4 separate regions of the Homo sapiens genome follow, and all the other regions are linked to region 3. The links are chromatin contacts, found by Hi-C or POLR2A ChIA-PET in ENCODE. All regions are on one chromosome and are shown on one strand. The core of a region is the stretch at or near the end of the contact, and the rest is flanking DNA. Distances in the headings are between cores, read along the strand shown. Region 1 holds the start of MCTS1 (MCTS1 re-initiation and release factor). Region 2 holds the start of CUL4B (cullin 4B). Region 3 holds the start of STAG2-AS1 (STAG2 antisense RNA 1). Region 4 holds the start of LAMP2 (lysosomal associated membrane protein 2).

Evidence for each region. Hi-C counts contacts between places; a loop is a spot of excess contacts on that map. ChIA-PET counts read pairs that join two places held with the same protein, here RNA polymerase II (POLR2A). Pooled maps may share reads with other maps.
Region 1: a loop to region 3 is called in a map of CD4-positive, alpha-beta memory T cell, with 8 times the contacts of the local background. The contact joins the promoter of MCTS1 here to the promoter of STAG2-AS1 in region 3. A Hi-C loop is called at or near these places in 1 of 168 maps with a recorded cell type or tissue (CD4-positive, alpha-beta memory T cell) and 6 of 50 pooled maps. POLR2A ChIA-PET finds 5 or more read pairs at or near these places in 1 of 52 experiments (WTC11).
Region 2: a map of CD4-positive, alpha-beta T cell shows a loop between it and region 3 (13-fold over the local background). The contact joins the promoter of CUL4B here to the promoter of STAG2-AS1 in region 3. A Hi-C loop is called at or near these places in 2 of 168 maps with a recorded cell type or tissue (CD4-positive, alpha-beta T cell and naive thymus-derived CD4-positive, alpha-beta T cell) and 12 of 50 pooled maps. POLR2A ChIA-PET finds 5 or more read pairs at or near these places in 5 of 52 experiments (A673, CD4-positive, alpha-beta T cell, OCI-LY7 and 2 more).
Region 4: a pooled map shows a loop between it and region 3 (4-fold over the local background). The contact joins the promoter of LAMP2 here to the promoter of STAG2-AS1 in region 3. A Hi-C loop is called at or near these places in 4 of 50 pooled maps. POLR2A ChIA-PET finds 5 or more read pairs at or near these places in 3 of 52 experiments (B cell and T-cell).

What each region holds. Positions count from the first base shown.
Region 1 is chrX:120,602,832-120,605,531 of GRCh38, forward strand. MCTS1 (MCTS1 re-initiation and release factor) reads left to right here and starts at 1,270. Exons shown (of 6, transcript NM_014060.3): 1 at 1,270-1,416; 2 at 2,576-2,700. The coding sequence starts at 1,406.
Region 2 is chrX:120,559,712-120,562,411 of GRCh38, forward strand. CUL4B (cullin 4B) reads right to left here and starts at 1,251. Exons shown (of 20, transcript NM_001079872.2): 1 at 372-1,251. The coding sequence starts at 927. RefSeq lists enhancers at 320-1,205, 1,203-1,497, 1,206-2,090 and silencers at 1,471-1,550, 1,851-1,900.
Region 3 is chrX:123,960,091-123,962,790 of GRCh38, forward strand. STAG2-AS1 (STAG2 antisense RNA 1) reads right to left here and starts at 1,251. Exons shown (of 2, transcript NR_130770.1): 1 at 1,099-1,251. STAG2 (STAG2 cohesin complex component) reads left to right here and starts at 1,616. Exons shown (of 35, transcript NM_001042750.2): 1 at 1,616-1,766. RefSeq lists enhancers at 1-497, 26-215, 1,196-1,245, 2,674-2,700 and a silencer at 1,566-1,705.
Region 4 is chrX:120,467,857-120,470,556 of GRCh38, forward strand. It overlaps LAMP2 (lysosomal associated membrane protein 2), which reads right to left and starts at 1,440. Exons shown (of 9, transcript NM_002294.3): 1 at 1,250-1,440. The coding sequence starts at 1,313. RefSeq lists a silencer at 1,378-1,642.

The sequences.
Region 1 (2,700 bases), core at 20-2,519, 3.4 Mb before region 3:
TGAGACCCTGCCTGTCTCTACAAAAAATTAAAATTCGCCAGGTGTGGTAGTGCATGCCTGTAGTACCAACTACTCCGGAGGCTGAGGCGGGAGGGTCACTTGAGCCTGGGAAGTTGCAACTCCAATGAACCGTGATCATGCCACTGCACTCCAGCCTAGGTGACAGAGTGAGATGCTGTCTCTAAAACAAAAAACAAAGTGAAACTCTTGATTGGCATAATTTTGTTTCTCTATCAGCTTTATTTTTAAAAAAATTACATAAGTAAAACATGTCTCTTTAGCTATTATCTCTTAAATCAGATTACCTTCTGTAATAATTCTATGGGAATTATTCTACGGGAGCACAGTCATTCACGCTTGTAACCCCAGCACTTTGGGATGCCAAGGTGGGAGGACTGCTTGAGCCCAGGACTTTGCAACCAGCCTGAGCAACATAGACCCCGTCTCTACAATAATAATAATAATAATAAAAATAAAAAAATTAACCGGGCATGATGGTGTGTGCCTGTAGTCCATGCTACTTGGGAGGCTGAAGTGGGAAGATCCCTTGAGCCAAGGAGGTAGAGGCTGCAAGTGAGCCATGATAGCACCACCGCATTCAAGCCTGGGCAAGAGTGAGGCCCTGTCTCAATAAAAACCCGCAAAAAACTTTGGGAGCATCGTACGGTTGCCAGTGAATAAGGTTATAAGATAAAAAACAGGATGCTCAATTAAATTCAGCTAAACAAGCGCTGTATATTTTTAGTGTAAGTATATCCAAAATATTAATGAGGTATACTTACACTAAAACAAATATTCATTGTTTACCTGAAATGCAAATTTAAATAGGCATCCTGTATTTTCATTTGCTAAACCTGGCAATCCTACCAGCACTTTAACATGAAGCCATGAGGGTTGCCTGGATTCATGCTGGTAGGTAAGCACCAATCCATTCGGTTGCCTCAGACAGGACAGAAACCATTCCCTCTAAAAAAATCGTTTACTTTGACGATAGGTAGCAACGAAGCACGGAAGAATCTTGACCCTTTGAGGAACCCGTAACTGACGCAAGTGCCATAAATGCTACTTTGATTGATTCTCCGCCCCCTCCATTCTTCTCTTCCTGCAATTGCTCTATCACTTCTTCCCTCTCAAGTCCCGCCCTTTCAGCTACCTCCAACTGCTGAGGAACCGGTTGCCTAAAAGGAGCCGGCAAAAGCGCCTACGTGGAGTCCAGAGGAGCGGAAGTAGTCAGATTTGACTGAGAGCCGTAAAGCGCGGCTGGCTCTCGTTTTCCGGATAACGACTACAGCTCCGACTGTCAGTGCCGGCCTTCCTCGTGTGAGGGGATCTGCCGGACCCCTGCAAATTCAATTTCTTTCCCATTCCGGGCCCTTCCCTATCGTCGCCCCCTTCACCTTGGATCATGTTCAAGAAGTAAGGACATGCTGTGGCCTCCATCGGCTGCTCACAAAGGCGGTGGGGTGGGGGTGGGGAAGAGGGCGAGAGCTAAGATCCTCTTTCTCTCTCCCCCGCCCCTGCCATCCTGACTCCCTAAGGTTTTCTATAGTACTATGCTCTCACTCCCAACTTGAACACTTCTTTAAGCTTTCCATCCGTAGTCCTTAATTGGGTTTCAGTCCCTCCACTCCCATTGTTTTTTCTCCTTACCCCTCTTTCTCTTTTGCCCCCTCCCCCAATTCTGTCTCCATTCCTAGGGTTCTACCAATCACATCCGTGCACTGTGATTTAGAGGCATATTCTCTGTAGCTGAGAGGGGAGCCCTGCGCTCACTGCCATATGTTTATTAGTTATGAACTGAATAAAGGAAGGCTTGACTTCCTGGGTCATGGGAGTGAAGGAGTCTGGGTGACAGGAAGCAAGCGGCCTGTCATGCCTATTGCCTAGCTGCCAGATTAACCTTGCCTTGAAAATAACGATTGCCCCATAGGCTATTCAGTGTAAGGAAGACAAAAATTCCTTGGGAACCTACTAGTGGGTTTGCCTTCCAGATTTGGTAGACGCAAAAAGCAAAGGGGGAACATGGGCAAAGGAAGGTGGGTTTTGTGCATGAAATTTTGAGCAAAAACGAATAGGGATCTTAGAAATCATTATTATCATCACTTAAAAAAAATCTCAGCAGATTACATAGCCTAGCAGGGGCCGATTTTCTATGTTATGCTTGGGTTGGTCTTTTGTATCTCAAGAATTGAGGGTTTTGTTTTCTGATCTCAGGTTTTATTATTGGTGGGAGCCTGTGTTTCTTCCTGGGTAGAATTGAATAAGATTTTCCAGGAAAGGCATTTGTGTAGCTAATTACAGATTATGGTGCAAAGTATGTCTCATATTCCTCCCCCTAACCCCAGCTAATTGCTGTATACTTGACAGTTTATTTCAATATTGTATTAAGACATTGGTTTTGTGCTGGACAGAGTAAAAGGGAGATGGTATTTTTTTTTAAAAGAACAATTTATTTCATAATTAAGTATCTAAATACTTGGTTGGGAATAAATGACTAATTAGAACAGTACCTTTAGGTATTCTGATACCTCTACTTAGAAATGCCTTTTCTTTTCTTGCAAAAATTACTTGGCAGATTTGATGAAAAAGAAAATGTGTCCAACTGCATCCAGTTGAAAACTTCAGTTATTAAGGGTATTAAGAATCAATTGATAGAGCAATTTCCAGGTATTGAACCATGGCTTAATCAAATCATGCCTA
Region 2 (2,700 bases), core at 1-2,500, 3.4 Mb before region 3:
CCCAGCAATGCCAAGGCTCGCTATGCACCTGAAATAAATAAACCTCTTTAGAATACAAATTTCTCACCTGCAAAATCCGGATCAATCATACCGATTGTCAGTGTTATAAGGAATAACAGATTAAATACAATAGGTTGAAAAAGACCTCAAAATACTGCACAGAAACACCCGGTGTATGCTTCAGCACAAGGATCCTAACCACCCCCGGAAAATGAACCCTCCACCAAAAAAGGACCTCCCCTCCACCTCATTGATTATGCATAAAACATTAGGCCACCTCCAAACTGTTTAATATATTAACATAAATAGAGCACGTGACCCCTCGAGTGTCAAATCCTTATTAGGTGATTATGGATTTTGGCCTTGGTTACCTTTAAAGTTCTTGATCACTAACTTCTTAGCAGAGCCAGGTTTGCTGTTAGCAAAGCTAGAGACGGTGGTAGAAGATTTGGCTAGGCCGTTTGCATGATGCACCGAAGCCACAGAAGAGATTAATATACTCTTATTTTTAAGTTGCTGCTGCTGAGATGTTGCAGCAGTTGGTGAAGATGAGGAGGAGGAGGAGGAGGATTCCTCAGCCATCTTCGCATCAAACCCTACAAACTCCAGGGTGTCTTCAAAACGCAGCTTCTTCTGTATCGGTACGTGGCTGGAAGCAGCCACTGAAACCCCCAGGCAGAAGGACGAGGTTGAAGGGGATGCCGAATCCCTGGGTTGTAAAGGAGGAGTGGAAGAGGAGGAAGAGGTGGAATCAAAGTCTTCTCTCTCGTTACTACTGTTACTGCTGCTACTGCTGCTGCTGTTTAACTTTCTCTTCTTGGCAGAGGTGGGCGGAGTGGTGCTGGTATTACCATCAGTGGCAGATCTGACCTCCTGAGCAGCAGCAGCAGCTGAGGGACTGGGGGAAGAAAAACCTGTTGGAAACATGAAAATAGCGGGGTCAACAGGCAGAGGAGCATCAAAAACCTACGTTTATATGCCTGCGTGCGTGTAGGAGAGAAGGTAGCAATGCTAGAGGGGGAAGGGAAGAAAGAAGAGAGGAGAAACACAGAGGACGAGAAGGAAAGTGAAGGGGGGGGCTACACCGGGGGAATGGGAGGGTTTGGGAAGGCGGATAGGCTGACACCAGGAGTGAGCAGAACGAGGGGGGAGAGCGAATGAGGAGGCAGACAGGTAAACGGCCGTGCCGTCCCCCTCCCCTGCTTTTCGATCTCTCTCCCCCCCTTTCTGCAGGAGCGACTCAGCGAGTCTGTGAGGCTGCAGCTCCTCCTCCTTTTCTCCCTCTCCCTGGGAGGGGAGAGGCTGTGGTTGGGGGAAAGGGGGAGGGGGAAAGAACCAGGGCTTGTTATTGTCAATAGCACAAGAGGCTAAAGATGGCGCCATTTCCGGTCACGCGGCGCCGAGGGAGGGGCGGTGTCAACCTCAGGGAGTGGGGGTGAGGGAAGCGCTGCAGCCGCCCGGGGGGCGGGGGAGCTCGCGCGTGAGGGGGCGGCTGGAAAGGGGCGGCTAAAGTGCCCCAGACGCTCGCGCTAGTTCGCTCCTGCTCCCGCTCCCCTTCGCGATCCCCTTTCCTGGCAGCGCCTTCCTTCCCTGGCCCACCGGGAACTCCCACTCCCTCCTTAACGGTCCCGCGGGAAGCTTCGCGCCGCAGCGCCCTTACCGGAAGTGACTGGGCAGACACTTTTCATAGCGCCCAGATCCCGAAGCCCCCAGGTCCGCAGGACTTGAGTGGGGGGGGGAAGGGGGGAGGGAGAAATTGGGGGGAAGAAAAGTGGATAGGAGGAGGGGGCGGGCCTTCGAGACACCTTCGGAGCTCCTGATTGGAGCTTTCTGAAGGCGAGGGGGTGGGGGGGGTGGCGGGAGGAGCGGGAAGGAGCCTCGGGGGAGGGAAGGTAGTGACGGCGAGGGGCGGAGTGAGCTAGCTGGGAAAACGGAGGAGGAGGAAGAGGAGGAGAGAGGGAGGGACGGAATAAAACGTAAGGGTCCGGGAGAATAGAAACTTTGAAAGAGATGAAAGAATAAGGAGTGGTTGCAAGGCTAGGGGAGTAACCCTAAATAGAGGAAAACATAATCATGCCATTATGCCCGCTGCTGGAGAGGAATGTCCCTATGTTAAGATAGGAAAGGAGAAGAAAACGAGCTAAGATAGGAAGAAAAGGACTTTTTAATTCGGTGCCGGTATAAATTGTTTCTCTTTTATCTCAAGGCACCACAGACCCAAGGCTGAATAAGGCCTGAATTTTGATGCCTTTCTCTTTCATGTAGCTGTAAATCCTTTTATCTTACTACCAGGAGCATTTTCTAAGCTGGCTGGCCAAATTAAGTGTGTATTCTAAGGCGAAGAAATGGAAAGGTAACTAACCCCTCACCCACCCAGCACTATGCCCAGGATCGTCCTAACCCCCACTCTATCAGTCCTTAACTCAGTAATTTATAGACCCAACAAAGCTAAGACCCACTTCCTTCTTTTGCCAAATCTCAGTTTACACGCTGTCCCAAAGGAGACATTTTAGAACCATATCGGCAAAAGTCAGTGTTTTCTACTAATGTGTTTCATGACCCCATGCTTTACAATTGATTATTGATTTAAAAAATCTTTAAGTTTGGTTAAATTAGCAACAATAAACCTTGTAAATTCCCTGTTGGGAGTTTTTACTTAACCTTGGGGCATTCTCAGAGGGAGGTAACACAATATCAAAA
Region 3 (2,700 bases), core at 1-2,500:
CTGGGCTGCCACCTTAGCGCCTCGCGAGGGGCGGAGGGGCCCGGGGAACGAGTCCCGGAGCGAACCCAGCCAGCCTCTGGATTCCCACGGCCCAGGGCTCCGCCGGACATTCCTACCGCCCTCCCCTCGACACCCCACTAAAGACAGAAGAACCGCGGCTCGATCGGGTCCGCGGCGGAAGCGCGGCCAAACGAATGAGTAAGTCAGGCGCGGGCACGGCACCTTGTTTACCCCACTCGGCGGCGCGCCCCTGCGGGCGCCTGGTTTGCGGGCGGCGTCGGAGACGCTGAACCCGGGAGTCAGTCGGCCACGATTGGTCGGTGACTGGGAGGAGGACGCTGGGTGGGAGGGCTGGGAGCCAGGCGTTGCAGTGGCAACTCTCTGCCGCTAGATGCCGCTCCCTCCCAACGGGAGCCGGGCGCGGGTTCGTGGCCGACAGATGGCGCCTGCGCGTTCCATTCGCCTCCAAGTCGCCGAAGAGCGAACACCCCAAACAATCCCGAAGCGCCACCAAAAAAAAAAAAAAAAAAAAAAAAAAAAAAAAAAAAAAAAAGAAAAAAAACCCCGCCGGATCCGACCGCCACTTTCAAAACCCCCCACCGCTCTAGAACCGCGGGAGCTTCCGTCCCTGAGTAGAATTCGAGGGTGTAAAGAAGAGGAAGGGGAAAAATATCTTGTACCAGCCCAGGGGTGAAGAAGCCCCCGGCCTGAGAAAGAAGGAGGAGTGGGGGAGGCGAACAGTCTCGTTGCTGCCTCTGTGTACGCTGAGGGGGGAGGTAAGTTATAAAATGGCGGAGGCGAAGCTTCTAGAAGTTTGGAGGGGCACCCGGAGGGCGCTTGGCCCACCGTGAGGTGTGTATGATTGAAACAGGGCGAGAGAGAGGAGTTGGGAGGGAAAGAGGTTGGGCACTCTGTTGCCATTGAATTTCCCCTCTGCTTTCTTCGCCCCCATGGGGGGCAGCCATGGAACGGGGGGCAGAGTCCAGGCGGGAGGATCTTTCTCGCCCCCGCGGCGCCCCCCGCCCTCCTTTCTCCCTTCTCCCCCCAAGTCGCTACCCCAACACTTCCAAGGAACTTCCAGCCCCCCTTCCTCCCTACCTCCTACTCCTAGAGTGGCTTTCTACCGCAGGGCTCTTCTTTTCGACTACCCTCGCTGAAGATTTTCTCTTCCTTCCCTCGCCCAACTCTCCCTCGGGGCCTCTACGGAGACCCCCCCCCCCCATGGGTGGCCCAAAATGGAGAACGCGGAGCAGCGCAAGATGGAGGCTCCGCTTCTCTGTGTAGCAGTAGATTTAGGTTCCTTTTCTCCGGCAGGCTCCTAAGCCTAGGAGAGCCCGAACTGGAGGTGGGGTGGGGTGCGAGCCGTAGTCGGGGGAGGAAAGCCGGGAGGCTGTGGTTGGGGTGGGGGAGAGCGCGGTGTCGCGGTGAGGGGAAGGCAGAGAGCAAAATGGTGGTGCTGGGAACCTAGGGGGGAGGGGAGAAAGGAGGCTCAGTTGTGTATATTTGGGCCTCGGACCGAGGGAGGCGAGGGAAAATCTACTCTGATCACACCCCTCCCTCGTGCCCCCTCCCTTCTCCCTTCCCCTCCTCCCTTCCCTCCCTCCCCCCTCCCTCCCTCTCTTCCTCCCTTCCTAGAGAGGGAACAACATTCATGTGACGGGCCCCTCTGCTTCTCCCCCGCCCCATCATCTCCAGCGCGTGGTGGGGGAACTGCTGGGGAAGGCGATTGGCATCGATCTCTCCATCCCTTCCGAGGCCCGACTTCGGTCAGTTTTCTTCGGGCAACAATTTTCTAAATTGGCTGGGGTCTGGCGGTGTTGGCCCCCGCGCGCAGACCTTGCCCCGAAGGGGGCCCTGCCTGCCTGGCATGGGCGGAGGGGGGAAGGGCGGGAGTGGAAGGCTGTTTGTTGGGGGGTTTTGGCGCCACTTTTGTTTTAGTTTTAGTGCTGCTTTTCATTCCCACCCCCACCCGCACTGTCTTTCTCAAGGCACGAACTGAGCTGATCCTTGCCCCAGGTAGGCAGCCTGTGCGTTTTCACTCCACACTTTTATTCTTGCTCGGGGTCGACTTTCTTTTTTCTTCTCCCCTGGATCCGGAGATCTGCGGACGGCGATTTTGGGACGAAAAGGGTCGGATGGGCCGTGGGAGAGAGAAGGTGTGGGAAACAGCATCAAGTAGTTCCGCAAAACTTTGAGCCCCGTTCCCATTTTCTTTTGGCCTAGAATTGTGAACGTATTGTTGATTTCGGCCTTTTTTTCCCCCCGTCGCGAGAATGTCTTGTTTTGCCTTTAGTTTTTTATAAACCGCTGTACTTTCGACATTTAGTTTCCGCTCCCCCTTGGTGCATATGTCATTTTATTTTTAATCCTTAACTGTAATGGGTTATCGTGTGATTTTCGTGCTTCAGTGCTCGGCTTTAATTTTTAATATTGTATTAGTAGTTTCATCCGGTTTGTGAGACTTTCTCTTCCGTGGCCTAGAATGTTTTTTATGTTGTTGCCTACCACCCCTCTTCCCTCTCCCTCCTTCTTTCTCTTGGATGTAGTTTTTAAATTGAGGGCCATGGTGTTGGATTAAATGGTAATTTACAGTTTACATGATATATCTATTGGAAACTTTTGATCTGTAAGGTTAGATTTAAAGTAAACGAGGCGCTTGTGTTGGTTTGCAATGGTTCCTTAAAATGCGCGGGCCACCCC
Region 4 (2,700 bases), core at 190-2,689, 3.5 Mb before region 3:
GGTTCAAGCGATTCTCCTGCCTCAGCCGCCCAAGCAGCTGGGATTACAGGCATGTGCCACGACGCCCGGCTAATTTTTGTATTTTTAGTAGAGACGGGGTTTCACCATGTTGGCCAGGCTGGTCTTGAATTCCTGACCTCAGGTGATACACCCACCTCGGCCTCCCAAAGTGCTGGGATTACAGGCATGAGCCACCACGCCCGGCCCCATCCAGCCATTCTTAGGCCCTGGTAACAACCCAATCCTTAGCAAGTTTGTCTACCTGCTCCCTGCACCCCCAAAATATGAGGTAATAGGCTAGCTGTGTGATGGGGAAGAAAGAAAAGAAGAAACTCTGAAGGCAAAGAGGTAGTCTACCAAACTCAAATACTCCACCCCCAAAACCTCACATCTGGGAGGCCCTCCTAACTGAAACGTCTGGGGATTTTTTTGTCAGCGTCTGGCTGGGAGGAAGTAGCAAAACTGGGAGAAAATCGACATCCTCAATACCTCCAAGTCAGATGTGCACTCCCCATCAAAGTTCCCCCTGAACCCCTTAGTCTCCAGAGGTTGGGTCCAAGTTTTCTTTCCTGGAAATTGCCCCAGCTACCTTAGGTTCCTTCGCCCTTAAAACTATGACTACCAAACTCAAACCCAGCATCACTCCTAATCTCTTGAATCATCCTTTCTTCACAGTCTCAAATTCCAACCTTCAAAATGCCCAACCCTGTCACTGCCCCTGCCCCTCAGGCTCTACTGTCCTATCTGTCCCATCTGTCCCCCACCCACACACTTCTCCCAAGCTACTCCAGGCAGGCATGGTCTTCTCTCTTAATTTCCTATCTCACCCCATAGTTTTTCCACCATCTTCAAAACTCTTCCCTGATCTCAGCAAACCAAGACTCTCCTAATTGTCTCTGGCGCCCAAAATCTGCATGTACCACCCTCCTACGCTCACTCCTCAGTGTTTTCCCCAAGTTACTCTTTCCACGCTGACCCTCTCCACGCTTCACTCCTCCCAGCCTACTCCCTCGGCGTCCACCCCCCGTTACCGGCCCCTTCTTACTCTCCTGGGCCCTTCTTCCCCGCCATCCGTCGGTCAGGCCTTCTCTAGGTCACCGCTTGCCTCCCCGGGCCAACCGCCGCCGCCCAGTGTTAGCTGCTGAGCCTCTCAACCCCCTCCCCCTCGGACCAGTCTTTCAGGTTGTAGCTTTGAACTGGTGCCCCGGGCCCAGGCGGACAGACTAATCGGGAGGGCCCGACAACTCACCCAGGACTAGGCAGACCAGAACGAGCCCTGAGCCCGGAACCGGGAAGAGGCGGAAGCACACCATGACCCCGCAGAGCAGGCGGCGACGGCGGCGACGGCGGCGGTACAACAACAGCTGCAACACCAGGGAAAAGGCTCGCTGGACCTGGGTCAAGAGCACTGATGACCACCGACCACAGCCTTGCAAAAGCCAGGAATCGGCGCTTCAGTGCGAGTCATAAGACTAGGGGCGGGGCTCTTTCTTGCTTACAGCCAATCTCCGCGCTTGAAAGCGGCGAGAGGGGTGGTGATGTAGCGGCCGGTGGGCGGGGCGACCACGCCCTGGCTTTTTGGTTCACAGCCCTTCCTATGCTCCTGAGAGATATGCGCGGACGGCATTTTCTTTTTCTTTTTCTTTCTTTTTTTTTTTTTTTTTTAATTTTACTTTAAGTTCTGGGATACATGTGCAGAATGTGCAGCTTTGTTACATAGGTATACATGTGCCATGGTGGTTTACTGCACCTATCAACCCGTCATCTAGGTTTTAAGCCCCACATGCATTAGGTATTTCTCCTAATGCTCTCCCTCCCCTTGGCCCCCACCCCTTGACAGGCCCCCGTGTGTGTTGTTCCCCTCCCTGTGTCCATGTGTTCTCATTGTTCAACTCCCACTTATGAGTGAGAACATGCAGTGTTTTGTTTTCTGTTCCTGTGTTAGTTTGCTAAGGATGATGGCTTCCAGCTTCATCCATGTCCCTGCAAAGGACATGATCTCATTTTTTTATGGCTGCATAGTATTCCATGGCATATATGTGCCACGTTTTCTTTATCTAGTCTATCATTGATGGGCATTTGGGTTGGTTCCAAGTCTTTGCTATTGTAAATAGTGCTGCAATAAACATACGTGTGCATGCGTCAAATGGTATTTCTGGTTCTAGATTTTTGAGGAATCGCCACACTGTCTGCCACAATAGTTGAACTAATTTACACTCCCACCAACAGTGTAAAAGCATTCCTATTTTTCCTCAGCCTCGCCAGCATCTATTGTTTCCTGATTTTTTAATAATCACCATTCTGACTGGCGTGAGATGGTATCTCATTGTGGTTTTGATTTGCCTTTCTCTAATGATCAGTGATAATGAGCTTTTTTTCATGTTTGTTGCTGCATAAATGTCTTTTTTTGAGAAGTGTCTGGTCATATCCTTTGCCCACTTTTTGATGGGGTTGTTTTTTTCTTGTAAATTTGTTTAAGGTCCTTGTAGATTCTGGATATTAGACCTTTGTCAGATGGGTAGATTGCAAAAATTTTCTCCCATTCTGCAGGTTGCCTGTTCACGCTAATGCTAATTTCTTTTGCTGTGCAGAAGTTCTTTTAATTAGATCCCATTTGTCAATTTTGACTTTTGTTGCGATTGCTTTTGGTGTTTTAGCCATGAGGTCTTTGCCCATGCCTATGGCGGACGGTATTTTCTA